Linked DNA regions of Homo sapiens: region 1 is linked to region 2. A link is an interaction called in ENCODE POLR2A ChIA-PET data of the cell type or tissue named here. Cell type or tissue: IMR-90. All regions are shown on one strand. Links, peaks and the distances in the headings refer to the core of each region. The heading gives the core; the rest is flanking DNA.

What was found. ChIA-PET counts read pairs that join two places held together with the same protein. Peaks named below come from ENCODE experiments on the same cell type or tissue, not always from the same donor. Only the 100,000 strongest peaks of a DNase experiment are listed, where the experiment ranks them.
Region 1: POLR2A ChIA-PET joins it to region 2 with 8 read pairs; 2 of 35 experiments call an interaction of 5 or more read pairs at or near these places.

What each region holds. Positions count from the first base shown.
Region 1 is chr11:125,549,729-125,552,645 of GRCh38, reverse strand. No RefSeq gene overlaps it. Among named protein-coding and RNA genes, the nearest start is that of EI24, 18 kb to the left of the region's middle. In IMR-90, for the core only: no CTCF peak of the experiment used is centred there; no DNase peak of the experiment used is centred there.
Region 2 is chr11:125,771,156-125,774,034 of GRCh38, reverse strand. No RefSeq gene overlaps it. Among named protein-coding and RNA genes, the nearest start is that of PATE2, 6.2 kb to the left of the region's middle. In IMR-90, for the core only: no CTCF peak of the experiment used is centred there; a DNase peak (open chromatin) is centred at 1,034.

The DNA.
Region 1 (2,917 bases), core at 305-2,804, 220 kb after region 2:
AACCTGGGAAAAGCTGACTTCCCCAAACCTTAAAATGCTCCACTTAGGGTTGAGCTAGGAGGAAGGGAACCCAGAAGCCTGACATGCTGGCAAAAGGGTAAAAGTTTTTTTTTTTTTTAACCAGTCAAGCTTTTGTCTTCTCTCTCCCTATGCAAACTGGCAAAAAGCATAATAAGAATCATTGTTTATATTCTCTGTAAAGTTTTAATTAATGAAAAAGGATTTGTGAGGTTGGTCTTAAGCTGTAGTCAATCTGGTGTACTTTGTGAGTCTTTCTGTATGGTTCTGTCAAAAGAAAAAGGGTACCTTAGGTTAGGATGCAGGCCCAGGACCCCATAAGCCTGCTGTTCAAGCCAGCACAACAAAATGGTCAGTAACAAACTAGGCTACAAGTCTCCATCTTGTTTCATGTCCTTGGGCACATGACCTGTAACCACATGGCAATACTTTGTTTTAGTCTCTGCCATTTTACAATGGTGGCTGTATTCTTGTACCAAGTCAATTCCTGGGTGAGGGCCACAAAATCAGATAAGCCAGTTTGTCAATCTGAGTGGTGGCAGCTGATCCATCAAGGGCAGGGTTTACAAAATATCTTAAGCACCAATCTTGAGAGCAGTTTGGGGAGGGTCAAAATCGTGTAGCCTCCAGCTGTGTGACTCCTAGGCCATGGTTTCTAATCTTGTGGCAAGGTTCTTGGTCCAGTCCCCAGGCAAGAGGGAAGTATATCTTAAGAAAGGGCTGTTATCATCTTTGGTTCAGACTATAAACTGTAAACCAGCCTCCTCCCAAAGTTGGTTTGGCCTATGCCTGGGATGGACAAGGACAACTTGGGGGCTGGATGCAAAATGGAGCTGTTTGGATCAGATCTCTTTCACTTTCTCAGTCACAATTTTGCAATGACAATTTCAAAAGCTCCTTATCACCCTTTTGAAAATACCTTTTATACTCATGGTTAAGTCATAACCTAATTAAGGCTCATTGGTTTCACCTGTGAGGTTACATTTTGTGACGTTCAAAAATTGAAAATCTTAACTGCTTGGCATGGTTAAAGTTGAGTAACAAGGGATTTAAAACGATTTTCTTAAAGAGTGCCCAGGTTAATTAAAAGTGGATATTCAATTTATAGGTAGATTTGAAAGGCCTTTATGTTTTTCTCTTCTTGGATCTTGTTTTTTTTTTGGAAAATGGTTTTTTTTTTTTTTCTTTTCAGTCAACCGAATTATTTTTCTCTATTTTTTTTTTTGTCTTCCCACTCTTAATGCATGCATGAGAGGTCCTAAGATAACTTCTGGTAGCATGGGACTCCTAGGGAAAAACAGAGGAGGCACCACAGACCCCATTTTGGGAAAAAAACCTCTGTTTTCCTCATGAAACCCCAGGAATTAAAAGCACATAGTTCTCTCTTAAAATCAAAGGTTCTGTTGTGTTTTGCATTGTGTTATCTGACAATTTTGAGTTTTGGGGGTATTAAATTACTTCACATTAGGAGAGAGTTTTGGTGTGTAATAACTAGGTAGGAAATACAGTTTAAGGGATGGCTAATAATAGTTATAAATCAGAGAAGCATGCTCTTGGCCACCTGAAAGATATGGAAACATCCCCACCCACAACTAAGAGATGAGACTCCCATGGGGGATGGGCTGATTACAAAATAAGCCAATTGGCTTTGTGTTGCCTTGCAATGAAATACACAGTAGAAGCACTGCATTGTCTTCTCTCATAGTATTTCCCTCCTTTTGGGGATCCAAAGTCCAGTATAAAATGGATCCTTTAATTTTAGAGATCTGTCTTTGCCATCAGCTGTGCCTGCTTATTAGACCCTAAAAATGCATGTCGCCTTGCCCTGTTCCTCCAAGGGCTCCACCCTGAAGCCAGTAATCTAATCAGGAAACTGGCAAATGACAAATCTTGCAAGTGCTAAATCTTCTTCTGTCTGTGCATATATATGTTGTGTGTAATATCTGTAAAAAAGAGCTGGCTCTAAAAGAAAATAAGCACTTAAATCAAATATATTTTTAGTTCACATGACTTTAATCTTTAAGAAATAAAAATAGGCTGGGCGCGGTGGCTCAAGCCTGTAATCCCAGCACTTTGGGAGGCTGACGTGGATGGATCACCTGAGGTCAGGAGTTCAAGACCAGCCTGGCCAACATGGCAAAACCCCATCTCTACTAAAAATAAAAACATTAGTTGGGCATGGTGGTGGGCACCTGTAACCTCAGCTACTCGGGAGGCTGAGGCAGGAAAATCACTTGAACCAATGAGGTGGAGGTTGCAGTGAGCTGAGATGGTGCCACTGTACTCCAGTCTGGGTGACAGAGCAAGACTCTGTCTCAAAAAAAAAAAAAAAAAAAAGAAATAAAAATAGTCTTAGGGATTATTGATAAAACGCAGGTGTCATCAAAAAGCAAATAGGTGGTCTAAATCATACAAGGTCAGATGCTAGGTTTGCTAAACGTTCCAAGGTTGTATACTGCCTGCTTTACAGATAGGCAAGGCCTGGAATACATGGAGTTAGACTCTGGAAAGAGTCCGACCTTATCTGCACTTCTGTCTGGATCCTAGGCTCCACACCTGGTGCATGATTGAAATTGCTTACTAACTAAGTTTTCACCAAAAGTAAAAGTTGCTAAGAGTTAACAGTGCAACATGTATTTAAGGTCACTAAACAGTTTTATATGCAAGGCATATAAAAACAGTAAAATATGTCTTTTAGTAAAAGATTATAAGAAAGCATGGAAATGTAAATTTTCCCAGGGATGAGGGATTATCTTAAATTTTATATGATACAGCTAAAGGTTTAAGTAAGTTGTGAAAAGATGGTAAATATTAATCTTGCAAAAAATGTACAAACATTAACTACATTCAAAAAGGTATTATGTGGTCTTTTTATAAATTGAGCATTTAAATAAAAGCA
Region 2 (2,879 bases), core at 1-2,500:
TGCGAAAGGCCATGTGGTTGTGTTGTGGAGGACATGGCTACACAGGGGCTGTGGCCCTCACAGATCACTTTAGAAGGAGGCTTGGAAGACACAAGCAAGCATGGTCGAGCCTAGCTGTCTCCTTTCCTTCTGTGTGTAGCCATCCTCTGCTTTATCTAGCAACCATTGTTATAACTTTAACACATTATGAATTTGTTCTTACTTCTTACAAAGTTACATAAAAATGTACTCTCTCACTGTCCTCCACGTTATTAAATCCCTATTGAATTATGACTAAGCAGTCAGCTACTGACAGCCCAGCCCTTGAGAAACTCTGCTTCTTTCCCGCTAACAACTCATGGCCGCACTCTTCTGAGCATTGCTCTCAGACAGGAGGAGCTTCTCACTTGAAATGACTGGAAGGTTTGCCCTCTCCCCAAGGGTGACCCACAGCCAATGGTTGACTGATATGTGTGAATAAAAGGGAGGTTAACTTGCACAAGTTGGGGCTGGGTATAGTGTCATTTATGTTCCAGAGTTATCTTTTGGACAAAGCCTGACTTCACCTGAATCACATCTTCTTCAAGCATCACCCCATTGTACCGTTTGCCTCATTCCCTTATAGTTTTCTCCTGAGAGCACTTCCTCACTGCATTATTTGCATCAGAATCCTCTTCTCAAGTTCTGCTTCTGTGGAACCTGGCCAAAGACAGTTGGTAACAGGAGTGGTCACAAAAAGCAGGCCATAATAAGGAATATTGCATTGGATTGTTCAACTGGCTAAATGTCAATGAGTACCCTATGGTGGTATTTGGAGTACTGACCGTTGCTGATATGTGGTAGCAGTGTGATTGTTAAAACTTTCAATTGTGGTGAACTTGGACTTAGAAGAGGTGGAAGATGAATTTGCTTGTGGGTATCTCTGACTCTGAGAAATGCAGAGATGATAGTGATGATAAGGATTGTGGCATTGGATGGCTGTTGCTAAGCATGATTGGAGCACCAAAGACAGAAAATAGCAGGCTCGTATTTATTAATCCAAAAATTTAGAGCAAAGTGTGAGTCAGAGGCCTTTCTTGGCAGCATTTAGAAATACCTTCATTTCTTGCAGCTGATAATGAGGCAAGGCATTCAACTGTAAGGGTTGGAGAACTTTAGAGAGAATGAAATTCTTAGCCCAGACAAGTCTCCTGAGCCAAAGTCAGGGCCCTCATAAGGAAGGAGTGTGACTCTGAGACTTGGGATAATGGGGATATCTGGATTGGTATACTTAACTCCTTAAGCCCTGAAATTTTTCTTTTGTCCCAATGACCATGCAGGAAGATAGCAGTCTTCTTGCTAGAACAGCATGGAAAGACCACAAAAATGTCTTACAGGATAATGCCTGACTTTCCCAGGATCTGCCCGTACTTTCTCTGCTGGCAACCAGAGCAATGAATTGGGTCAAAGCTCATCATAGAAAAACTGGGGAAGTGCTGCTCTTTTTAAGGGAGGAGAGGGATTTGACACTGAAGGAGCTGAAGAGCCTACCTGACATATTCTGGCTACAACTGGGAGAACATACCTGGAAGTAAATTCTGAGGGTGCTGGATTGATAAGGATGGAATATGAAACCAAATAAGGGAGAATTTTTTTATGTGGCACTTTCCCATGATAAGTGCACTGGAGACTGATTGTTCCTGATCCACCGATGGATGGCTCTTGACAAGTTGCAAAAAGTGTCAGCCCACATTAAATAAAGTAGAAATGCAAAAACTGCCTTGTCAGATTGCGGAAGAGGGGAACGAAAGGCTCAGAGAATTCAGCATGTTAGAGTAGATCACTTATGTAAGTTTGGAAGAAATACTTGCTGGCCTGTATCAGGGAAGTAAAAATCTGCAGGTGAAGGATTTGTCAGCATAATTGAGAAGATCACTAGTGACTTTCCTCTGTAGGCTGGAGCTGATGGAAAGAGGCGCTGCCACAGAATTGGGCTCCCTAAGAACGGGGAAGATAGGATCACGAGCTAGGAAGAGCCAGGTGTCAGCACTTAATCATCAGATTCGAGGTAGGCAAAATTCCTGTAATGGGTAGCAAGACTGGATGGTAGCCATAGAATCCTGGCCCCTAGAACTCTACAGAGATAACGAATAAAACCTGGTTTTCTTAGGAACAAGTTGTGTGCTCCTCCAAGAGTAGTGCTTAATACATATGATCAAAAGAAATAAAAAATGAATGAGCAGAATATGGGCTTCAACTGACGAATGACAAGTCATAATCCCTTGCCTAGTTTTCATACCCGAGCCAGTTCTCAGACCCAGGAACATTAAGCCAATGGCCATTATATGGTGTAGTGCCCCCGACAGACAGAAACGTGAGTTTGGAAACCAACAAGCTTGGAGATCCATTTGGGAGACCACTTGGGGGATTTGTGTTTGCTGCCCTGTAGCTTGACATCGTGTGCCTCTAGATGTCCTGATGTCCAGAGGAGAAACCCTTTCATCAGGTGACTCAGTAGGTGTCTCTCAAAACTTAAAGCTACGGCTGCCTCCTGGACAATTTGAGCTCCCTGTGCCAGTAGACTAACAGACACAGAAAGCAGTTACTATGCTGGAAGAAGTAATTGGTCCTGAACATCACAAGAAGGTAGACTACTACTATATATGAAGGCAGTAAGGAATACGTTTGGTGTTCAGGCAAACATATTCATAAACATGCCCCACTGGGGCATCTCTTGTTATTCTCCTGCCCAGTGTGAAATGTGAATAGGAAAATACAACGCCGTAGTCTCATAAGTTCATACAGACCAGGAGCACAGACCCCTCAAGGATAAGGGTCTGGGTTATCCCACCTGTCAAGCCACCTAGACCAGCAGAAGTGAGACTGGTGTGGGAGAGGAAGGACGTAATAAATATACCTTA